Linked DNA regions of Homo sapiens: region 1 is linked to region 2. A link is an interaction called in ENCODE POLR2A ChIA-PET data of the cell type or tissue named here. Cell type or tissue: A673. All regions are shown on one strand. Links, peaks and the distances in the headings refer to the core of each region. The heading gives the core; the rest is flanking DNA.

Region 1 (8,000 bases), core at 1-8,000, 190 kb after region 2:
TTAATCTCTCTGTAAAACAGGAACAATGTTAGGCTGGGCATGGTGGCTCATGCCTGTAATCCCAGCACTTTGGGAGGCCAAAGCCAGTGGATCACGAGGTCAGGAGATCAAGACCATCCTGGCTAACACAGTGAAACCCCGTCGCCTGTAGTCCCAGCTACTCCGGAGGCTGAGGCAGGAGAATGGTGTGAACCTGGGAGGCGGAGCTTGCAGTGAGCCAAGATCGGGCCACTGCACTCCAGCCTGGGCGACAGAGCGAGACTCCATCTCAAATAAATAAATAAATAAATAAATAAATAAATAAATAAATAAATAAAAATAAAACAGGAACAATGTTTACCTTCTAAAGCTTCCTGGGCAGATTAAATGAGATAAGCATGCAGAAGGCATAGGACAGAGGTTCCTGCCCCAACGCTGTCAAACAACTCTTCTCTGAACTGAAACTTCAGATTATTTTCTCTAATTCTGGTCTCAATAAAGATGGAGATCAGAAGACCCAATTCTGATGACATCTGACAGAAAAGTTGAGGAGTCAAATATCTGTTTCCCTTCTGAAGGTGTTTCAGAGGTAGTGCTAGTGGTGCTATGTGGTCATATGAACCTCAGGACTGAGTGTGTTTTGCACAGTTGGCCCTGGCTTCCCAAGTCCTCCTGACCCCTGTCCAGGTAGCTCTTCAACAAGCAGGCATAAACACTTCTCTGATGAGGGACGCGATGGGGAAAGGCTTTGTTCTCTGAAAACTCCCTGTAGGAACTGCCTTTCTTCTGAGTGTCCACTTGTGTCCGGAATTGGTGGGTTCTTGATCTCACTGACTTCAAGAATGAAGCCGCAGACCCTCGCGGTGAGTGTTACAGCTCTTAAGGTGGCGCGTCTGGAGTCTGTCCCTTCTGATGTTCGGATGTGTTCAGAGTTTCTTCCTTCTGGTGGGTTCCTAGTCTCGCTGGCTCAGGAGTGAAGCTGCAGATCTTCACGGTGAGTGTTACAGCTCTTAAGGCGGCGCGTCTGGAGTTGTTCGTTCCTCCTGGTGGGCTCGTGGTCTCGCTGGCTTCAGGAGTGAAGCTGCAGACCTTCGCGGTGAGTGTTACAGCTCATAAAAGCAGTGTGGACCCAAAGAGTGAGCAGTAGCAAGATTTATTGCAAAGAGCGAAAGAACAAAGCTTCCACAGTGTGGAAGGGGACCCGAGCGGGTTGCCACTGCTGGCTCGGGCAGCCTGCTTTTATTCTCTTATCTGGCCCCACCCACGTCCTGCTGATTGGTAGAGCCCAGTGGTCTGTTTTGACAGGGCGCTGATTCGTGCGTTTACAATCCCTGAGCTAGACACAAAGGTTCTCCACGTCCCCACCAGATTAGTTAGATACAGAGTATAGACACAAAGGTTCTCCAAGGCCCCACCAGAGTAGCTAGATACAGAGTGTCGATTGGTGCACTCACAAACCCTGAGCTAGTAGACACAGGGTGCTGATTGGTGTGTTTACAAACTTGAGCTAGAGACAGAGTGCCCATTGGTGTATTTACAATCCCTGAGCTAGACATAAAGATTCTCCAAGGCCCCACCAGACTCAGGAGGCCAGCTGGCTTCACCCAGTGGATCCCGCACCAGGGCTGCCGGTGGAGCTGCGTGCCAGTCCTGCGCCCTGCGTCCGCACTCCTCAGCCCTTGGGTGGTCGATGGGACTGGGCGCCGTGGAGCAGGGGGTGGCGCTCATCGGGGAGGCTCGGGCCGCACAGGAGCCCATGGAGGGGGTGGGAGGCTCAGGCATGGCGGGCTGCAGGTCCCGAGCCACGCCCCACGGGAAGGCAGCTAAGGCCCGGTGAGAAATCTAGCACGGCGCCGGTGGGCTGGCACTGCTGGAGGACCCAGTACACCCTCCGCAGCCGCTGGCCCGGGTGCTAAGCCCCTCATTGCCGGGGCCGGCAGGGCCGGCCGGCTGCTCCGAGTGCGGGGCCCACCAAGCCCACGCCCACCCGGAACTCCAGCTGGCCCGCAAGCGCCGCGTGCAGCCCCGGTTCCAGCTCGCGCCTCTCCCTCCACACCTCCCTGCAAGCTGAGGGAGCCGGCTCCAGTCTTGGCCAGCCCAGAAAGGGGCTCCCGCAGTGCAGCGGTGGGCTGAAGGGCTCCTCAAGTGCGGCCAAAGTGGGAGCCCAGGCAGAGGACGCGCCCAGAGTGAGCGAGGGCTGTGAGGACTGCCAGCATGCTGTCACCTCTCACACTGACCCCAGGGAAGGCAGATTTAGCCCAGAACATGCCCCACCCCTTTCCAATCCAAGACCAGTGATCAGGGTGGCCCTTCTGGTCCTGCAGTATCTGGGTCTGAAAGGCAAGTATAACTCCATCACCAGTAACCAGGGTGTAGAGACTATCTGTGTGGGCCCTTCTGTTCTTGGTCTGCTGATGGGAAGGTATCCACAAGGGCTGTGGGCCTCTCTGCTGGGGACCTTGCAATATGGAAGATGATGTTTGTACTTATGCTGTAATTTCTAGAGTTGATTATTGGAATCTGTAAAAAGCCTGTGGGCTGGGCACATTGGCTCACTCCTGTAATCCCAGCACTTTGGGAGCTCGAGGTGGGCGAACTGCTTGAGTCTAGGAATTAGAGACCAGCCTGGGCAATGTGGTGAAGTCCCATCTCTACAAAAAATACAAAAAACATTAGCTGAGTGCGGTGATGTGTGCCTGTAGTTCCAGCTACTTGGGAGGCTAAGGTGGGAGGATTACCTGAGACTGAGAGTTCGAGGCTGCAGTGAGCCATGATAGTGCCACTATACACTCCAGCTTGGGTGACAGAGTGAGACCCTGTCTGAAAAAAAAAGAAACAAGAAAAAAAAAAGCCGGTGACTTGCCAGCTGAGAACTGGGCTGAGAATAGAATGGCCAACCCTATTCACAGGCTGCTCATCTGCTGATATGTGAAAGTTATCAGTAGCCAGTACATGCCACAGATCTGTGTGAGCTGTGGGAATGCACATGGCCCTGCCAGGTATGCTCATTCCTAAGGGGCAAAGACTGGGGCTGGCTGTTCAGTATAGACCTGAGCTCACATAGGCATTTGGCAAGCATTAAAATATAGCATCTGCTCACTTAGATGAGCCAAAGTGAGGAGCAATTTCTGCTGAAAAAGTGGTGACAGGAGGGGCATGGATCATAAAATTTTAAAAGAGCAAGAGATAATGTTTACTGGAGTTTTTAATCACTTTTCTTGTGTATATGTGCCTCCTGGAGAAGGAACAGTGGACTTTATTAAAGGATTAAAAAAGAAGAGAATTATAGCATTTGTCATTTGTTTCTTCATTTATTCATCACTCAAAAAGCATTTACTGAGCACCTGCTGCATACAGGAGAGTATTTGTGTACATGTTTCCATGAGCTTGAAGCTACAGCAGACTCCCTTCCTCTCCTACGGAGACGGACATATTTCCATACATGACCCGGTCATTGTGTTCCAGGGAAATCAACCCTGTCTGGGGCTGGCTTTGACTCTCCTGTTGTCTTGCCAACAGCCATCCTTACCCGACCTGGGATGGAGATCACCAAAGATGGCTTCCACCTGGTTATTGAGCTGGAGGACCTGGGGCCCCAGTTTGAGTTCCTTGTGGCCTACTGGAGGAGGGAGCCTGGTGCCGAGGTGAGACTCCAGCCTTGGCCTTTGGGTCAGGCTTCGGGAAAGAAGGCACAGATTTCTGAGGGTGAGCAAGGGAAGGCTGCCCCTGCTCACTGGGTGACCTGGGGATGAGCAGTCCTGGGTGAAGTGTGCAAAAGATGAGTATGCTGACCACCCCATCAGCCTCTTCTCCAAAGAACTTCCTTGGTCCATTCAATCATGCCTTGGCTGGGAGCATTTCCAGGCCAGATCTGCTGAAGTATGGGGCTGCCCCCTTACCCTAAACTCTAACATAGTTGGACCACAATATCTTTTCAATGCCTTTTTTCTCCCTCATCAGCTCATCTCCTCAGCCACTTAGGGGCAGCAATCAGGATTTGTAGATCAACAGGATGATTTCAAAAGCACACAACGCTGGTACAAACCTCCTGAGGGTGTGTGTCTTGGCAGGGTGAAGAGGTAGAGGCAGGGATCCAGGAGTTGGCTTATGAGTAAACCCATCTAACTATGAGCAGGTGGGCCATGCAGAATGCTCAGGTGGGGTGCTGCCCTCCCCATGGGAAGGGTGCTACAGCCTGGGATGGGTGGGAGGCCAGCCCTCACAGAGGGAATAGCCAGACAAGCAGCAGCAGTATGAGGAGTGGAGCACGATCAGGAACTAGGGGACACTCAGACCTGTGGAGCCTCTGTCCAAGCATATGATGACAAAGCTTAGAGGCCCACTCCAGGCAGCACAAGCAAAGATAGGCTTTATCACAAGGACTAATACGGTGCAATAAGGAGCTCTCACAGATCTATAAACAGCTGGCAGAGGGCCAGGCTCCAGCCTCACTTACCCAGGGCCCTTGCTCCCCTCTGGTGGGTCCCTGCTCTTGCACACTTTCTATGGCCCTTTCCTAGCTTATTCCAGGCTGTGATCCCTCATCAATGCTTCCTACTCATGCCTATGATGTGCCCCCAGCCTCTCGAGGCCTCTCAGGCCTGACTTCTCCTCACTGTGTCCTCTCTCCTTTGTCCCTGCTTCTAGCTCTCGGTATTCAGTTTCCCAAGACCAAATCCTCAGAAGAAGAATCCAATTGGTCTTGCTCGTCTTATCAGGCCAAGCTTCAGGGGTTGCTGGTAGCCAGCTCGCCTCTGATTGGACCCTTCTCAGGCCAAGGGTACCCTTGATCTTATAGCAGTATCTGGACTAAGAGCACATGCCTCACCACCCATTCAAAGAGGGCTGTAGGTTGGGTAGCTTCCCATGAAAGGTGGTGTGGGCAGGTACAACACTGGGTTTCGGTATTTACCCCTGCTAGGCAAGAGCCCACGGTAGGATATGGCATTGCCAGCCAGGCAGATGGAGTAGTGTTGGGGACAGGGCAGAGCCTGTGCAGGAGGAAGCATGCAGCTCCCTCAGATTCGCTGGGATGGAGCCCACTACCCACCTTTGGTAACTGGCAGGGCCAGGGCTAAGAGGGGAGCATGTACCCTGAGTCATCTAGGCTTGGTCCAGGCAAGCCTCCACAGGATCAGATGCAGAGCACAGCCTCAGGGAGGGGCATGGAGGTGGAAGGGTGAACAGACGGATGGACAGATGGGTGGATGAGTGAGGAGGTGCTGCCCGTGGCTCCACTGCACACTGATTCCTTGGCAGCAGTGGCCATGCCAAGCCCCTGCTCAAGTCAGGGTCTCTGCACAAATGTTACCCTATCAGAGAAGCCTTCTCTAACCACTCTGTTTAAGATGGTGCCTCCTCGTTACCATCTCTTTGCTCTGCTTTTTCCTTCACAGTCCTTGTCACCACCTGATGTGTATTTTTTTATAGTCTGTTTCACCCCATGTAAGCCCCATGAGAGCAAGGACTTTGTCCATTTTGTTCAATGCTAGGTCCCTGTGCTTAGAGCAGTGCCTAGCACATAGTAGGTACTTAATAAATATGATTGAATGAATGAGTGCCTGAATGAATGTATGTGTGAGAGGGAACATTCTGTGTGCATCTGGAAAGGAAGTATCTGCAACTTTCCTTCCCTGGCACTTTTTGCCCTTTCCAGTCCTGCTGCCTTCTGGGAATAACTGCTTTCTTTTTATCTTTTATTTTTTGAGACAGAGTCTCGCTCTGTCGCCCAAGCTGGAGTGCAGTGGCACGATCTCGGATCACTGCAACTTCTGCCTCCTGGGTTCAAGTGATTCTCCTGCCTCAGCCTCCTGAGTAGCTGGGATTACAGGCACCCACCACCATGCCTGGCTAATTTTTTATTTGTAGTAGAGATGGGGTGTTTCACCATGTTGGTCAGGCTGGTCTTGAACTCCTGACCTCAGGTGATCCGCCCGCCTCAGGCTCCCAAAGTGCTGGGATTATAGGCGTGAGCCACCGCACTTGGCCAATAACTGTGTTTTCTGGTCTGTCAAAGGAACATGTCAAAATGGTGAGGAGTGGGGGTATTCCAGTGCACCTAGAAACCATGGAGCCAGGGGCTGCATACTGTGTGAAGGCCCAGACATTCGTGAAGGCCATTGGGAGGTACAGCGCCTTCAGCCAGACAGAATGTGTGGAGGTGCAAGGTAAGGATGGCTTCTCTGTCCCTGGAGCCCTGCACAGGTGATAGCCCCTCCTGGCATATCTCAGAGGCCTGCTGGGTTCCTTTGGTTCTGAGTTTTTCCTTGATTTCACTGACCTCCCTCATGGACTGGGTGGGTTCCCATAGTGAAATTATGTTTGTGAATCTGATTCCCCTAGAGGCAGGAGTCCACCCTGGGGCTGGGTGGGGTTACGAGCAGCTGTCTGAAACACTTTCCCCCTTAAAGCTTCCTAGGCCTGGGGGCCAGGTGTTGCAAGACTGGTTTACCAGATGGTTACTGCCTGTGAATCAGAGTGGGCTGCAGGAGAGGCAGCCACAGGCTTCAGAGGGTCAGACCTTGGAAGGAGGTGCTACGTTGTATAACACCACAGCCTTCTTCATCTGGAAGGGACCTTATGGAAAGCCTAGAGAATCCTCTTGTTTGAATTACTCTTTTCCCTTGAATATTTTAAGGTCAGAAAACCTACAATGTTTAAAAACCCTTTGAAAAGAAGCAAAACCAAACAAGAGCCTACATCCCATGATCTGTCACTCAAACATCACTAGTTACATTTTTGTGTATAGCCTTTTAGTCTTTAAAAATAGAACTATTTTTTTAAAAAGACGAATTATTATCTTAATTATATAGTATATTTATTTATTTATTTTTCTTTCTAAAAAAATTTATTTTGTTTCATATGTAGAGACAAGGTCTTGCTCTGTTGCCTGGGCCTTGGCCTCCAAAGAGCTGAGATTACAGGTGTGAGCCACCATGCTCAGCTCATTTAGGGCATCATCCTTCAGTCATTGCCATGTGTAGGCACATGCTGTAGTCCTATAACATACACATTTTGTGCCTGCTTTTTCACAAATATCATATCCATAACATTTTTCATGCAGATTTCCTGATTACTATTTTATGCTACTTTATAAAATCATACAAGTCAAGCTTGCTTAACAATCCAAACAACACCAAAGCATATAAAGTAAGAGGAGGGCCAGGCATGGTGGCTCACACCTGTAATCCCGGCACTTTGGGAGGCTGAGGCAGAAGGATTGCTTGAGCCCAGGAGTTCAACACCAGCCTGGGCAACATAGCGAGACCTCGTCTCATTTTAATAAATAAATAAAGAGGTGAGTGTGCCCCATTCTCCTGCACATCACTCAGGAGGTTTCCGTTGGTGAGTCTGGCGTTTAATCTTCCAGGCGTTGTCTGTGTGGTACCAATGCTCACACACATAGATGGGATGATATTGTACCTACTACTCTGTACTTGGCTTGTCTTCACTCAGTAGTATATTGTGAACATCTTTTCATGTCAATACATATGGATCTACCTCATTCTTTTTTATTATACTTTAAGTTCTAGGGTACATGTGCACAAAGTGCAGGTTTGTTACATATGTATACATGTGCCATGTTGGTTTCCTGCACCCATTAACTCGTCATTTACATTAGGTATATCTCCTAATGCTATCCCTCCCCCAACCCCCACCCCATGACCGGCCCCAGTGTGTTATGTTCCCCGCTGTTTGTCCAAGTGTTCTCATTGTTCAGTTCCCACCTATGAGTGAGAACATGCAGTGTATGGTTTTCTGTTCTCGCGATAGTTTGCTCAGAATGATGGTTCTCCCTCATTTTTAAAGAGCCAGGTGTGGTGGCTCATGCCTGTAATCCTGGCACTTTGGGAGGCCGAGACAGGTGGATCACCTGAGGTCAGAAATTTGAGACCAGCCTGACCATTGTGATGAAACCCTGTCTCTACTAAAAATACAAAAATTAGCCAGGCATGGTGGTGCACGTCTGTAATCCCAGCTACTGGAAAGGCTGAGGCATGAAAATCGCTTGAACCCAGGAG
Region 2 (16,592 bases), core at 3,581-11,580:
AAAACAAAAAAAGTAAAACAATAATAAAAGGGCTTGGCTTATAGAATCTTAAATCAGTGGTCATCAAACATTTTGACTCACATATTCTCTAAAATAATTTGAAAACTACGTATCTCCTTGCATTTTTTAAGTTGACATTTAACATTTTTATCATAAGTTTAATCATTGCAAACTATATAGTTTCTGGCACTTTAAAAATACAGACATTTGGCCGGGCGCGGTGGCTCACGCCTGTAATCCCAGCACTTTGGGAGGCCGAGGCGGGCGGATCACAAGGTCAGGAGATCAAGACCATCCTGGCTAACACGGTGAAACCCCGTCTCTACTAAAAATACAAAACATTAGCCGGGCGAGGTGGCGGGCGCCTGTAGTCCCAGCTACTCGGGAGTCTGAGGCAGGAGAATGGCATGAACCCCAGGGCGGGGAGCCTGCAGTGAGCCGAGATCGCGCCACTGCACTCCAGCCTGGGCGACAGCGAGACTCCGTCTCAAAAAAAAAAAAAAAATAGACATTTTAAAATTAAGTCATTATATAACTTTTAAATAAATCCAGTGGAATCTAAATAACAAAGCAATTCAATATTTGATATCCTCCCCATCAACATTATTATCATTATTATTATTTTTTGGAGATAGAGTCTTGCTCTGTGGCCCAGGCTGGAGTGCAATGGTGTGCAACGGTGTGATCTCGGGTCACTGCAACCTCCGCCTCCTGGGTTCAAGTGATTCTCCTGCCTCAGCCTCCTGAGTAGCTGAGATTACAGGTGCCCACCACCATGTCGGCTTTTTTTTGTATTTTTAGTAGAGATGGGGTTTCACCATGTTGGCCAGGCTGGTCTTGAACTCCTGACCTCAGGTGATCAGTCCACCTGGGCCTCCCAAAGCACTGGGATTACAGGCGTGAGCCATCACACCTAGCCCCAAACCAACATCCATTTAAAAAATACATGAACAGTCCATCTCAGTGGCTCACGCCTATAATCCTAGCACTTTGGGAGGCTGAGGCAGGCAGATCATGAGGTCAAGAGATTGAGACCATCCTGGCCAACATGGTGAAACCTCGTCTCTAATAAAAGTACAAAAATTATCTGGGTGTGGTGGTGCGCACCTGTAGTCCCAGCTATTCAGGAGGCTGAGGCAGGAAAATCTCTTGAACCTGGGAGGCGGAGGTTGCAGTGAGCCGAGATGGCACCACTGCACTCCAGCCTGGCAACAGAGTGAGACTCTGTCTCAAAAACAAAACAAAACAAAACAAAACACGAACAACCTCTTTTTCAGCAGAAAATTTTACATTGGCCTTTTTTCTCCTTGAACTTATATTTCCATTCCACTTTCTCCACAGATTTTTTTTTTTTTTGAGACAGAATTTCACACCCGTTGCCCAGGCGGAAGTGCAATGGCACAATCTTGGCTCACTGCAACCTCCGCCTCCCGGGTTCAAGCGATTCTCCTGCCTCAGCCTCCCAAGTGGCTGGGATTACAGGCACACACCACCACGCCCGGCTAATTTTTGTATTTTTAGTAGAGATGGGGTTTCACCACATTGGCCAGGCTGGTCTTGAACTCCTGACCTCGTGATCTGCCCGCCTCAGCCTCCCCAAGTGCTAGGTTTACAGGCATGAGCCACTGCACCCAGCCCACAGAATTTTTTTATACTTGAAAGTCTTTTATTGATCACACCATCATACTTCTTGGCAACAAAAATTATGTATGTAAATTAAAATGGAATTAATTAGAAAGAAGTTTATTAATGAGATGGAAGGCTATTTTTATTCTATTTTATTTTATTTATTTATTATTTTTGAGACGGAGTCTCACTCTGTCACCCAGGCTGGAGTGCAGTGGCGCGATCTCGGCTCACTGAAAGCTCCACCTCCTGGGTTCATGCCATTCTCCTGCCTCAGCCTCCCGAGTAGCTGGGACTACAGGTGCCCGCCACCACACCTGGCTAATTTTTTGCAGTTTTTGTAGAGATGAGGTTTCACCGTGTTAGCCAGGATGGTCTCGATCTCCTGACCTCATGATCCGCCCACCTCAGCCTCCCAAAGTGCTGGGATTACAGGCGTGAGCCACTGCGTCCGGCCGATGGAAGGCTATTTTTAAAAATTGTTTCATGAATGCATGAGTGAAATTTTTTTATTGCTGAAATGAGATAGCATTTAGAATCATTCACATTTCTTTTTTGTTTATGTGTGTATACATATACACATAACATATATATGGCTCTGACAAATCTTTATATAAATAAGATGATGGGAATAGAAGAATGGAAGACATTTTGTTATAACCAAATGTCACTCAAGCTTCAAACTCCTCCTAAGTTATATGCCAAAAAAAGATATATTATAAAAAATTATTTTTGTTGAACGATCAGCTGACAACTTGATTAGATCCTCCTCTGATTTTGTTGACATTAAAGAATAGGAAACACCAGGCTTATAAACAATCTTGTTATCCAATGATTCACTTTCTCAGCACTAAGACCAAAATATCATACCTCCTCCAACACACACACACACGCACACGCACGCACACACACACACACCAAACACACCACAGACACACACCACCCACACATCCTTTCACTCTTTCTTGGTGCACTAGAGTGAGATTCAGGATGGGTGGGAAGTGTGTGCTCTCTTTAGTGCAGAGGGGGAAGGATAACTGTAAAAATGGTAGATAGGAAATGAGAACCTGAGAGATAAAAATCAGTACCAAACATTTAGCAAAAAAGAAACAAGAAAGTTGAGGATCTGAAATTTGATTTTCTTTTCTTCAATTCTTTCCTTTTTTTGAGATGGGGTCTTGTTCTGTCACCAGGGTGGAGTGCAGTGGCATGATCTCGGCTCACTGCAGCCTCCGCCTCCCAGGTTCAAGCGATTCTCCTGCCCCAGCCCCCCTAATAGCTGGGACTACAGGCGTACACCACCATGCTGGGCTGATTTTTGTATTTTTAGTAGAGATGGGGTTTCACCATGTTGGCCTAGAACTTCTGACCTCGAATGATCTGTCTGCCTCGGCCTCCCAAAGTCCTGGGATTACAGGCGTGAGCAGCTGCACCTGGCCTGAAATTTGGTTTTCTTAGAACCATCTTGCACTTGAATCCTTTGGAAAGTCTTCACATGCTTCTAAGGCTACACACATTCCTCAGGTGGAGGACCATTGTCTTAGGACATATTATTGCTGTCCTGTGTGGGAGCAAGAATGGGAACGTCTACCTCTCAGGTCCGGAATAAACTTTCTAAACAAGAATTTTCTAAGAAAAGGAAATCCCTTCTTGTATCTTGCCATGTTGGCCTTGCCTTAACCTTGAAATGCTTGTCTTGGGGGTATTCCTTCTGCACCTTGAGTTTTTCTCTCTGTATATGATCCTTATTGAGCTCCATTTCTTAGCCTTGGGTCCTTCCTTGGTGGCTGTCCTCTTAGATGAAAAATACTAAGGGATTTCTTTTCTATCTCTATCCTGATTCACAGGGATTGACCCCAGGAAAAGATTCCAAGATAGTCATTATCTTTGGTGGAGGAGGGACAGATTCTTGTTTTGGACCTACAGAAAAGGATATGAGAGATCCCTAAGTCTGATCAAGTAAGTCTTCAAGCTGGGTGCACAACACAAATTTCCCCAATTCTGACTATCCGCACACCTCTAAATGCTCCCTTCACACCAACTCTCCCAGAGACCTGGAAATGTTTTAAATAGCAGAGAATCTATTTGGCAGAAGGGTGGAAAAATGTATTGAAAGAGTCAAGGCTAAAAGCAGTGAGACTATTTAGGAGAACTTTGTGACCACTTAAAAGACCTTTATGGCCTGTGCAAGAGATAATGATAGCCTAAACTCAGGCAGGAGCAGAGGGGATGGAAGGAATGTGTTAACTTGGGAGATGTTAAAGAAGTGGAAACGATTTACTCAACTTATGACTGATTGGATGAAGGTGATGACAGAGGGTATGGTTTAGGATGAGTTCCATTTTTCTGATATGGGCAACTAGATAAATTGTAGTACTGATATGGTTTGGATCTGTGTCCCCATCCAAACCTCATGTTGAATTGTAATCCCCAATGTTGAAGATGGGAGGTAATTGGATCATGGGGGCAGTTTCTTATGGTTTAACATCATCCCCCTTGGTGCTGTCATGGCAATAGTGAGTTGTCGTGAGATCTGGTTGTTTAAAAGTGTGTGACACCCCTCCCGTCCTGCTCCTACTCCAGCCACGTAAGAGAAGCCTGCATCCCCTTCGCCTTCTGCCATGATTGTTAAGTTTTCTGAGGCCTTCCCAGAAGCCAAGGAGGTGGCCAGCATCATGTCTCCTGTACAGCCTGCAGAACTGTGAGCCAATTAAACCTCTTTTCTTTATAAATTACCCAGCCTTAGGTATTCCTTTATAGCAGTGTGAGAATGGACTAATACAAGTCCCATTCACCCATTAGGCACAAAGTAAAAATGAATTTGAGGAGAAGATGGCAAGTTCAATTTTTGCATGATTAATTGGAGGGAGCTGCTGGATAGACAGGAATACTTATAAAGTAGGTGGTTCAATACATGGGTCTGGAGCCCAGGAAAGGGCTCTGAATTAAAGATACAAATTTAGGAATCAGTAGTGTATAGGTGTAAATTCAAGCCATGAGAGAGGATTAAATTACCCAGAGAGAGGGTATAGAAAGGGATGAGAAGAGTGCTAAGTGCAGAATGCTTAGAAAAACAAACACAAGTCTGGGTAAGGTAGAGACACCAGCCAAAGAGATGTTGAAAACAGAAGAGAGGGAGGAGAGCTTCCAGGAACACGTACATTGTCCTAGAGTCATATGTCTCAAAATATGAGTGGATCTTTCTTTTTCTCTCTCTCTCTTTTTTTTTTTTTTTTTGAGATGGAGTGTCATTCTGTCCCCCAGGCTGGAGTGCAGTGGCGTGATCTTGGCTCACTGCAACCTCTGCCTCCCTGGTTCGAGTGATTCTCCTGCCTCAGCCTCCCAAGTAGCTGTGGCATTACAGGGGCCTACCACCATGGCCAGCTAATTTTTGTATTTTTAGTAGAGACAGGGTTTCATCATGTTGGCCAGGTTGGTCTGGAACTCCTGACCTCAGGTGATCCACTCTCCTCGGCCTCCCAAAGTGTTGGGATTACAGGTGTGAACCACCATGCCCGGCCTCTTTTTTTTTTTTTTTTTTTTTTTTTGAGACGGAGCTTTGCTCTGTCGCCCAGGCTGGAGTACAATGGCGCGATCTCAGCTCACTGCAACCTCCGCCTCCTGGGTTCAAGTGGTTCTCCTGCCTCAGCCTCCTGCGTAGCTGGTATTACAGGTGCGTGCCACCATGCCTGGCTAAGTTTTGTATTTTTAGTAGAGACGGTGATTCACCATGTTGGTCAGGCTGATTTTGAACTCCTGACCTCGTGATCTGCCCACCTCAGCCTTCCAAAGTGCTGGGATTACAAGCGTGAGTCACCACGCCCAGCGGAGTGTATCTTTCCTAAATAAATGCAAAAAAAATTAAAACTTTTTTCAATCCTATTGCCCCATTAGTGACTCCCCCATTTCTTTCTTTTGTCTACATGCTAAACTTCTTGAAAGAGTTGTTTTCCATTTCTGTCTCCAATTCCTCATCTCCAACTCTTCTCTTAGAATCCAGCCATGTAGTTTCTGCCTTTTCCATTCTACTGACCTTGACCTCTCAAGGATCTTCAGAATATATTACCAATGGCTTTTTCTCATCCCAGGCTTTTGGAGATGATGCAAAGAAGCACCAGTAGGGGTGTAGGGAAATGAGAAAGAAAAGAGAAGGGAGATAATAAATGGTGTATTTTCAAGTCAGTTACCACTGTGGGCAACTGGAGCTTAATTCTGCTGGGGAACTCTCAGAGTCTGTGTACAGCATAGGCTCAGAGTTATTCTAAGGGGTAAGGAATCTGGCATATATACATACCAACTCTAGTCAGTCCTTGATTGAGGGTTGCTGCATTTGGGTGAGGATGAGGAAGCATTAATTCCCCTGTACTTCTGGCTTGACGGTGCTGAGGCAGAATAGAATCCAGTGACTAAAGGTCCTAAGACATTAGGAGTCAGGAGTCCTGCCCTGTGCGATAAGACCTGAGAAGTTATGGACAGGACACTAAATGGGTCTGCCACATCCCTTCTGGGTCTCCCCAACATATTTTACTCTGCCATACACTCTTTCTTGAAGTATTCTCTTTCTTTGATTCCTGTCCTGGTACCCTAACCTGGTTCCTATTCCCATCTTTGCCCTCTCTTCACCTTGAATAGTTACTTTTTTCTTTCTTCTACGTCTTAAACAGGAGCAAACTGGAAGGTGGAACTCCAGTTGTCAGTCCTCTGTTCTTTGTTTCTTTACAGACTCACTTGATTATTTTTCTAACTTCACTCCCTCAACTCTCGCTTTTATGCAGATTACTCCCAGTGTGTTGTGTATAATTAAGCTCAATGACTTAGCTGTTAAGATCAAGATTTATTTGAAGGTCTTCAGAAAAAAAAAAGACTTTGGCTATCTTTTATAACTCAACAGACTGAAAAATCTATAAATGTCTGCTGGGAGTCATTCAAGAATTACACTTCCAGCTGACAGTGTGAGAAGCAGGCTCAATATATGACTCAGCTTGCAATCAATAGAGCATTATGCTTCAAGGAAATAGGAAAGTCTCACACCAATTTAGAATTTGTCGCTAAATTTAGTCTGACTCTTTGTCCAGAAAGAAGTGCAGCTCCCTACTGTCAAAAGCTGAGCTCTTGGGATTTTTTTGCCTATTTCCTGGGCAGAGCTATAATTAACAATGTTTGCTCTCAAGAAAAGCAGCATGACGTGTGTCCTTAAATCAAGCCTGTGTAAGTGAGTGAGTGTGTGTGTGTGTCTGTGTGTGTGTGAGAGAGAGAGACAGAAAGAGAGAGAGAGAGAGAGACAAGGAGGAGATGATCACGTGGTGATTAGGGAACGGTAGAGTGAAGGAATTGGAGCCTAAGGGAAGAATAAAAGGCTTCATCCATCCCACTGGCTTCTAGGAACTAGCGTGGAAGTGAGAGAATTTTAGATTTTTAGACTGTGCTCAATCTTTTTTCATCATCATTTACAAATTTCTTTGGGCCTGTGTCTGATACCTAAGAGGGGAACACTGAAAATTTTACTGGAAGCTCTGGGCACGTGGGAGGGGCTTGGTAAGAAACCCAAGAATTCTGATTCCTGATTTTTTAATGTGGCCAATTTTAAACACTTTTGGGGTTTTGTTTGTTTTCTTTCTAGATCTTGGAGATCTGTTTGTCCCCAGGGTTCTGAAATTTCATGAAGCTATGCCCTGGTGTGGGCAGACTTTAGAGTGCTATGCTGGCACTCCATAGGCCCTTTCAATCTGGAGACTCTAGGATATTGTCCTGAATTGTTTTGAGGATGATTTCCTTCCCTCTGTTTTCTCTCTTCTCTTTTTCTAGACCCTGTATTTGGATGTTGGACTTCCTGACAGGTCTTCTAATTTTCTTACCTTTTCTGTCCTTTATTCCATCATTTTGTCCTTTTGTCCTATGTTATGGGAGACTCTCTTTCAACCCATTTACTGTGTATTTGTTTTTTTAATTTTTACTGTCTAACTTTAAATTTTCAAGGCTTTCTTCATGTTCTCTGGGTATTCCTTTTCATAAACACACCATTTTCCTCTTTCATTGATGTAATATTCATCTCTCTGAAGATTTTTGGTGATTTATTTTCTTTCTTTCTGTTTTTTTTTTTTTTTTTGAGATGGGGTCTTGAACTACTGGGCTCAAGTAATCTCCTCAGCCTCTGTAGTACCTAGGATTATAGGTGTGCACTACCACACCTGGCTAATTAAAAAACAAACAAACAAAAAAAAACTTTTTGTAGAGATGGAGTCTTGCTATGTTGCCTACGCTGGTCTCAAACTTTTTACCCCATTCAACACTCCTGCCTTGGCCTTCCAAAGTGGTGAGATCACAGACATGAGCCACTGTGCCTGGACTAATTCATGCTTTCTATTTGTCATCTTAGTTTAGGTTTCATCCTGAGACAAAACCTTGGATGACCCACCCTAGTTAGGACCCTCTTCTAGGAAACACAGGTGGTGAGGGAAAGGTCTGGGTCCCTGGAGGTACCTCTGAAGAAGGGAATTCTGTGAACCTAGAAAATTTAATCTTTCCCCTAGACCAAAGAGAGTGGGGATTCCTGCAGTTCTGTCCACGTTGTCTCCTGGGGCTGTGTATCTGCTGAGGTTCGCTGGAGATTCTGTAGGGGAGGGTCAGGATTGACAAAGATTATTTGCTGGCCAAACTTTAGCCAAGCTCCTAACACTTCTCTTAGGCCCATTTGTACACTCCTTTGAAAAATCCAGTTTTAGCAAAGAACCCTGCTAAGTTGGTTTAGCAAGACCCGCCCACACTTGATGTGTGATCACCCTCAAGATCTGACCAGGTTCCACATCCTCCACCATCCCCTAGGTGACGTCTGATCACCCTGGCCTATCTTCAGCAAGAATCCTGTTAGGTTGGTTTAGCCAGAATATCCCTGTTTCCCCTGATGTTTACTCTTTTTATTTATTTATTTATTTTGATTTTCTTTTTTTTTTAGACAGAGTCTCGCTCTGCTGCCCAGGCTGGAGCGCAGTGGCGTGATCTCAGCTCACTGCAACCTCCACCTCCTGGATTCAGGTGATTCTCCTGCCTAAGTCTCCTGAGCATCTGGGATTACAGCACACCACCACACCCGGCTAATTTTTGTATTTTTAGTAGAGACAGGGTTTCTCCATGTTGGTCAGGCTGGTCTCAAACTCCCAACCTCAGATGATCCATCTGCCTTGGCCTCCCAAAGTGCTGGGATTACAGGCGTGAGCCACAGAGCCCGGCCTCATTCATGAACTTTTAAAAACAAAATCAATTTATTAGAGTATCTTAGAAGGTTGGAGATGAAAAAAGCTTAGAAAACATCAAGTTTAACTCTGCCATTTTAGAGCTGAGGAACTTGTAGGTCCAGAGGGGTTAATGGGTTTGCTCAAGGTCACACAGCTACTGAGCAGCAGAGCTAATAGAACTCAAGCCTTCTATCCCCCCTTAGGAGCCTGTGCCTAACACCACCTGCTGTGTGGGCAGGCTGCCAGTCTGCATGTCCACATCTCCTTAAAGATCATTAATGTGGTTCATAAACCACCTTACAGCTGAAGCAGATTTCACTCTAATTTTATCACATTTGTTATTATTACATATAACATTAAATACCCACAGTGAGCAGTCACATCTTGAGTTTTAAAATGAAAGAGTCTTTCCAGATTAATGGAGAGAGAAGTTACTCTGCATTTAGGAAATTTGGTGGCAGGCTGATTGTTCTTTGCCATTAGGCCCCCAATACTTCCACTGGGGCCTAGCTCTGGTGATTCCTCACAGCAGATTCCCTCCCCACTGCCTTGCCTTTTGTTTGTATTTTCATAGTTAAATCTGAGCAGAGGACTCTTAGGTAGTGGATTTTAGTGTATCAAGTACAACTACTGGATATTATTTAAACATTTTTTTTCTAGAGCACAGATCAGGAGTCAGAAAGGATCTTGATGGGGAAGTACCAACCACAGGAAAGAGTTGCTAAGATTAAGTTATTTCTGTTTTGCATTAATTTTTTATTTTTTAAGTTTTTTTATTTTAATTTTTTTAGTATTCTGTTCAATAAATGCTTGTTGAGCAGTAAGTCAAATCAGATTTGGTAGATATCAGAGATGATGAATGTTTGGTGTTTTGGGCCACTCAACACAAATTTCCCCTTTTCTGGGAACTGGTATCTAATATTTATTCCCAGGGTCCGAGTACCTCGGGGAAATCTGGTGCTACCCCTCTACTGCTTTAGAAATGGGATGTTGATATGGGATATGATGTTATTTTAAGCTAGTAAACACCACCCTTATAACCACAGTGATTGGAAGAGAAAGTCCAACCAGACTCAGCTCTGGACTTTGGTTCATCACTGGGAGTGGAGAAGTGCTCGTCTTCCTTTCATGTGAACAAAGAAGCCTGTGGGTCCAGAAACCTTTGATAGTCATCTTGGAACGACAGGGAGAGAAGCCTGCCAAGAATGAAACCAACAATGAAGAAGTAGAATTGAGAAACAGAGAGAAACTTGGTCTTGATCTCGTCATTTTAGGAGCTAAATGAAGACTGGCCTGCAGCTCTGGACTGTTCAATTACATGAACACTTATATTCCCTTATTGCTTGAAACAGCCTGTTTTACTTAATTTAAAAGAATATATCAAGGTCAGGCTCATGCCTGTAATCCCTTTGGGAGGCCGAGGTGGGCAGATCACTTGAAGCCAGGAGTTCAAGACCACCCTGGCCAACATGGTGAAACATACAAAATATAAAAAATACAAAAAATTACCCGGGTGTGGTGGCAGGTGCTGTAATCCCAGTTACTCAGGAGGCAGCATCAGGAGAATCACTTGAGCCTGGGAGATGGAGGTTGCAGTGACCCAAGATAATGCCACTGCACTCCGGCCTGTGTGACAGAACATGATTGTCTCAAAAAAAAAATGTACATGTTCTTCTCTTTTCCATTTCGGTGTATATGACCTTCTCTATAGTCAGCCGCAAGTATCTACCAACCACTGGGGATGGGAGTGGAGATTAGTACTCCTAAAAAAATGGAATTAATTTAGGAAAAAGAAGAGTCAAAGTTCAGCTTTTTACTTGGGTGCAGAAAGGGTAAAAAGGGGAGATAGTGGAGTAAGCAGCCTTGAATCATGATTTTAACCTTTAGGCAGAAATTCCATTAAGGCTATTAAATTGACTGTGAAGAAAGCTGAAAGTAGAGGGTCTTGGATTCCACTCCCTGTTTGGAAATAAGACAGGAGAAAGTCTCACAGGGTGGCTCTGCACCAATACAGGATGGCTAAAGCAGAGTGAAAGAGCAACATGGCACAGATAGAGTGAGACCTGAGTTGACAGTCCTGATCTTATTCAGGCTTTAGCATGGTATGGAAGGGATCCAGAGGTTGCTGCATGCACTGTTATGTACTTAGAAAGTAGCTGATGGTGCTAGCTAGTCTGGCAGAAGGTTATCATGGTGGCAACAAAGTGACCTTGTAGCCAAACCTGCAGGCAAATTACCTGGGTTGCGAATTCTCTGGGAGTCACAGCCAGACATCAGGGGGATCAACAGTGCCAGTGTCAACCAAGTAGGGACAGAGATAATCTGCCCTGTTGCGTTGGCTTGAGTTTCCCCATCAATGATTCCTCATGTGATTTAAAATGTTTTAATTGTACTCATATTTTTTTCTGAGAGTACTGTGTACTATGGGTGGTGACACACTTGACATTTGTATTTGCATTTTTTAGCCCCCAATTTTTTTTTTTAAAGACAAGGTCTTGGTCTGTGGTCCAGTCTGGAATGCACTGGCATGATCCTAGCTCATTGCATCCTTGAACTCCTGTGCTCAAGTGATCCTCCCACCTCAACCTCCTGAGTAGCTAGGACTACAGGTGTGTACCATCACACCTGACTGTTTTTAATTGCTTTATTTTTTGTAGTGATCAGGTCTTGCTATGTTGCCCAGGCCAGTCTTGAAATTCTGGTCTCAAGTGATCCTCCTGCCTCAGCCTCCCAAAGTGCTGGGATTACAGGTGTGAACCACCACACCTGGCCCAAGTTAACATTTTTTTATTGTGGCAAAATATGCATAACATAAAATTTACCATTTTCACCATTTAAAAATTTGTAAACTTCATTTTATTATTTAATGTGTAAGACTAATAAAAATACCATGAAAAGCAATTAGAATCATAAATATAGTATTGTGGTGTTTTTTGTTTTTTTTGAGATGGTGTCTCGCTCTGTTGCCCAGGCTGGAGTGCAATGGCATGGTCTCGACTCATTGCAACCTCTGCCTGCTGGTTCAAGTGATTCTCCTGCATCAGCCTCCCAAGTAGATGGGACTATAGGTGCGTGCCACCACATCTGGCTAGTTTTTGTATTTCTAGTAGAGACAGGGTTTTACTATGTTGGCGAGGGAGATTCAAACTCCTGACCTCGTGATCCACCTGCCTCGGCCTCCCAAAGTGCTGGGATTATAGGCGTGAGCCACAGCACCCGGCCTGTAATGGTTTTTTCTATGTAGACTTTGAAATTCTTTGATTATTGCATTATAAACCATTAATCTAAGTAATTAAGGAAACATCCAGAGAATTTTCTTTCACTAAATGTTTAAAGGAGTTTCTTTTCTTTTAATTTAGATCGTAGTTGAAGGAGATGGAGAAAGAGTAGGTCCTTTTTTTTTTTTTTTTTTTTTTTTGAGACAGTTTCGCTCTTGTCACCCAGGCTGGAGTGCAATGGCGTGATCTCAGCTCACTGCAACCTCTGCCTCCTGGGTTCAAGCAATTATCCTGCCTCAGCCTTCTGAGTAGCTGAGATTACAGGCGCCCACTACCATGGCTGGCTAATTTTTGTATTTTTAGTAGAGATGGGGTTTCATGATGTTGGCCAGGCCGGCCTCAAACTCCTGACCACAGGTGATTCTCCCGCCTTGGCCTCCCAAACTGCTAGGATTGCAGGCATGAGCCACCGCACCTAGTGAGCAGGTCCTTCTTAGATTACTGATTGAAATTGCAGTGTAGACCCTTTCATTTTCTTTTCATAATCTTCAAATTTCTCATACTGAGTGACAAAGAATTTATTCCTCCAGTCTTCAGAAATATCCTTTCTTATGAAGGGAGACAGAATGGTCCATCTGATCATTTTCCATAGTGGTATAATTTCCACTAGGATTCTGCTTTATCACATCAGAAGAGCTATACCAGAGGGTTTTTCCCACAGTTTCTTCTGGCACGTCTTTCTCTATTTAACAGCTTCTGAATTCCACACTTTGAATTCTCTTTCATGTCTTCATAAAAATAGGTAAAAGATACAAAAGTCTTTTCCTTTTCTCCCAGCAGTTTCTGGTATAGTCATACTAGAAACCAAAACACAGCTTTACAGCCATGAATTTATCCAGGAACTCCTCCTAGGTTCCAGGCTCTGGGTGCATTTTTGCCAACTGGTAGAAATAATAAGACACAGCCACATCTTTGGCATTCCATGCCATGAAGGTTATCCTGCAGTCATTCTTCTGAAATAAAGAAGGGAGAAGTTGAATGTGTAGGTATGTTTTCACCAATCAAGGAGATTGCATGTTTTTATTTTATTTATTTTATTTTTATTTTTATTTATTTTTTTTTTTTTGAGACGGAGTCTTGCTCTGTCGCCCAGGCTGGAGTGCAGTGGCGCAATCTCGGCTTACTGTTAGCTCTGCCTCCCAGGTTCATGCCATTCTCCTGCCTCAGCCTCCCAAGTAGGTGGGACTACAGGCGCCTGCCACCATGCCCAGCTAATTTTTTTGTATTTTTTTTAGTAGAGACGGGGTTTCACCATGTTAGCCAGGATGGTCTCGATCTCCTGACCTCGTGATCAGCCCGCCTCAGCCTCCCAAAGTGCTGGGATTACAGGCGTGAAACACCACGCCCAACCGGAGATTGCATGTTTTTCAACTGCTCAACACCACTTGTGAGTTTGGGAATTATAAATTCCATGAAAGGCACTTAGTTTGTATATTGCAACCCATTTAAATTTCTCTGCATCCCCATTGTTACGGATCAAATCCAGTGTTTCACAGATCCAGTTTTGGGACAGGTGGAGGTCAGAAGGTCATTTGGTTGTGCCTCAAGCAACCCCACCTGGGACCACTCCTTAGCAATGCTCCAGAGGAGGAGAATATGCTGAACATCCACTCATTCCCTCCTGAAGCTATCCTGCTTCTTGTCAATTTGAGGAGATTTTTCTGAAGTGCAATTTTTTATCTTCCTTTGTTTTCAACCTTTTTCAACTCCACCCCTGCCTTACCTCATTCAAATTGATTGATTGATTGATTGACTGAGACGGAGTCTCAGTCTGTCGTCCAGGCTGGAGTGCAATGGCGTGATCTTGGCTCACCACAACCTCTGCCTCCCAGGCTCAAGTGATTCTCCTACGCCCGGCCTCATTCAAATATTTTTTATTTAAAAAGATTACAGGGTGGGCTCAGTGGCTCATGCCTGTAATCTCAGGACTTTGGGAGGCCAAGGCAGGTGGATCACTTGAGGCCAGAAGTTCAAGACCAGCCTGGCCAATATGGTGAAACCCCATCTCCACTAAAAATACAAAAAATTAACTGGGCATGGTGGCACAGGCCTGTACTCCCAGCTACTCAAAGAACCTCTTGAACCTGGAGGTGGAGGCTGCAGTGAGCTGAGATCAAGCCACTGCACTCTAGCCTGGGTTACAGAGTGACTCTGTCTCAAAAAAAAAAAAAAAAAAAGAAAAGAAAAGAAAAGAAAAGGAAAGGAAAAAGATTATGGTTATGGTTATGGTTCAAACTATTTGGCAAAAGACAATCAATGACAAAATTATAGGCTGTGCACGGTGGCTCATGCCTGTAATCCCAGCATTTTTGGAGGTCGAGGCAGGCAGATCACCTGAGGTCAGGAGTTCGAGACCAGCCTGACCAACATGGTGAAACCCTGTCTCTACAAAAAATACAAAAATTAGCCAGGCGTAGTGGCAGGTGCTTGTAACCCCAGCTACTTGGGAGGCTGAGGCACAAGAATCACTTGAACCCAGGAGGTAGAGCCTGCAGTGAGCCAAGATTGCACCACTGCACTCCAGCCTGGGCAATAGAGTGAGACTCTTTCTCAAAAAAAAAAAAGTTATAATAAATTTAGCTTAAAGACTTCAACTGGCTTTATTTGTGATTCTAGAATCAAGGCAACACTTTATTCTTTAAAATAAACTAAGTGTTCCCCCATTTTAGTCATTTTTAAGTGAACAGTTCTATGGCATTAAACATATGCACATTGTTGTTCAACCATCACCACCACCCATCTGCAGAACTCTTCTGTCTTTCCCAACGGAAACTTTGTACCATTAAACACTAAGTCCCCATTCTCCACCCCAGCCTCAGTACCACCATTCTACTTTCTGTCTGTATGAATTTGACTACTCTAGGTACCTCATATAAGTGGAATAATAAAGTATTTGTATTTGTCCTTTTGGCCTATTTCACTTAGCATAATATTATTAAGGTTCATGCATGTAATAGCATGTGTCAGAATGTCCTTCCTTTTCAAGGCTGAATTATATTTCACTGTCTGTGTATACCATACTTTTTAAATTCATTCATCCATTGACAAACACTTGAGTTACTTCCACATTTTAGCTATTGTGATTAATGCTGCTATGAACATGGGTGTACAAATATCTGTTCAAGTCTCTCATTTCACTTCTTTTGTTTATGTATCATAAGTAAAATGACTGGATCAGGCTAGGCACAGTGGCTCATGCCTGAAATCCCAGCACTTTGGGAGGCCGAGGTGGGCAGATCATCTGAGGTCAGGCGTTCGATACCAGACTGGCCAACATGGTGAAACTGCGTCTCTACAAAAATTAGCTGGCATGGTGGCACAGACCTGTAGTCCTAACTACTCTGGAGGCTGAGGTGGGAAGATCACTTGAACCTGGGAGGTGGAGGTTGTAGTGAGCTAAGATCATGCCATTGCACTCCAGCCTGGATGACAGAGTGAGACACTGTCTCAAATTTAAAAAAAAGGAAAAAAGAAAAAAAGAAAAAGAAGTAAAAGTACTGGATCATATGGCAAATCTGTCTTTAATTTTTTGAGGAATCGTTATACCAGTTTCCCCAGTGGTTATGATGCAGGATTTTCTGCTCCTTAGTTCAGCTAAAATCCAGCGTATTGTCTCATGACCAGGAAAAATTAGGCATGCAGATGCATTGAAGGGTGAGGAGGGCAGATTTATTGGGTGAAAAGAAAACTCTCGGCAAAGAAAGAGGGGGTCTTGTGAACAGGCTTTCACCTCACAGATTAAATACCAGGCCACCACACATGAGCTGAAGAGGCCAGGCTCTTCCCCCTGCATAAGGTGTGAATTCCCGGTGGCTCCACCCCATTCTCTCAGTGCACAGGCATTGCAGGCATGCCCAGGGAAGACTCTGGGCAGGTTCCCTCATCTGCACAAAAGCATATGATGTTTGGGACGGTGAGAGATTATCTGGGAACCCTCCCTTATCTGCCTCCTGTATCTGTCAGCTATAGCATTTTACAATTCCCACCAGCAATGCAACAATGCCAATTTTTCCACATATCCTTGCCAACACTTGTTATTTTTTGGTGTTTTGATAGTACTTTTCCTCATGAATATGAAGGGGTATCTCATTGTGGTTTTTAATTTGCATTTCCCTAATAATTAGTGATGTTGAGCATCTTTTCATCTTTTCACGTGCTTCTAGGCCATTTGTATATCTTCTTCTTTTTTTTTTTTTTGAGACAGAGCCTCACTCTGTCACCCAGGCTGAAGTGCAGTGGTGCGATCTCGGCTCACTGCAACTTCTGCCTCCTAGGTTCAAGGGATTCTCCTGCTTCAGTCTCCTGAGTAGCTGGGACTACAGGCGCGTGCCACCACGCCCGGCTAATTTTTTGTATTTTTACTAGAGATGGGTTTCACTGTGTTAGTCAGGTTGGTCTTGATCTCCTGACCTCGTGATCCGCCCGCCTCGGCCTCCCAAAGTGCTGGGATTACAGG

What was found. ChIA-PET counts read pairs that join two places held together with the same protein. Peaks named below come from ENCODE experiments on the same cell type or tissue, not always from the same donor. Only the 100,000 strongest peaks of a DNase experiment are listed, where the experiment ranks them.
Region 1: POLR2A ChIA-PET joins it to region 2 with 15 read pairs; 2 of 35 experiments call an interaction of 5 or more read pairs at or near these places.

Annotation. Positions count from the first base shown.
Region 1 is chr3:136,985,943-136,993,942 of GRCh38, forward strand. IL20RB (interleukin 20 receptor subunit beta) reads left to right here. Exons shown (of 7, transcript NM_144717.4): 4 at 3,499-3,623; 5 at 5,996-6,146. Among named protein-coding and RNA genes, the nearest start is that of IL20RB-AS1, 7.8 kb to the left of the region's middle. In A673, for the core only: no CTCF peak of the experiment used is centred there; no DNase peak of the experiment used is centred there.
Region 2 is chr3:136,795,946-136,812,537 of GRCh38, forward strand. It overlaps the pseudogene SULT1D1P2. Among named protein-coding and RNA genes, the nearest start is that of SLC35G2, 15 kb to the right of the region's middle. RefSeq lists an enhancer at 10,164-10,213. In A673, for the core only: no CTCF peak of the experiment used is centred there; a DNase peak (open chromatin) is centred at 6,726; H3K27ac peaks cover 1,757 bases.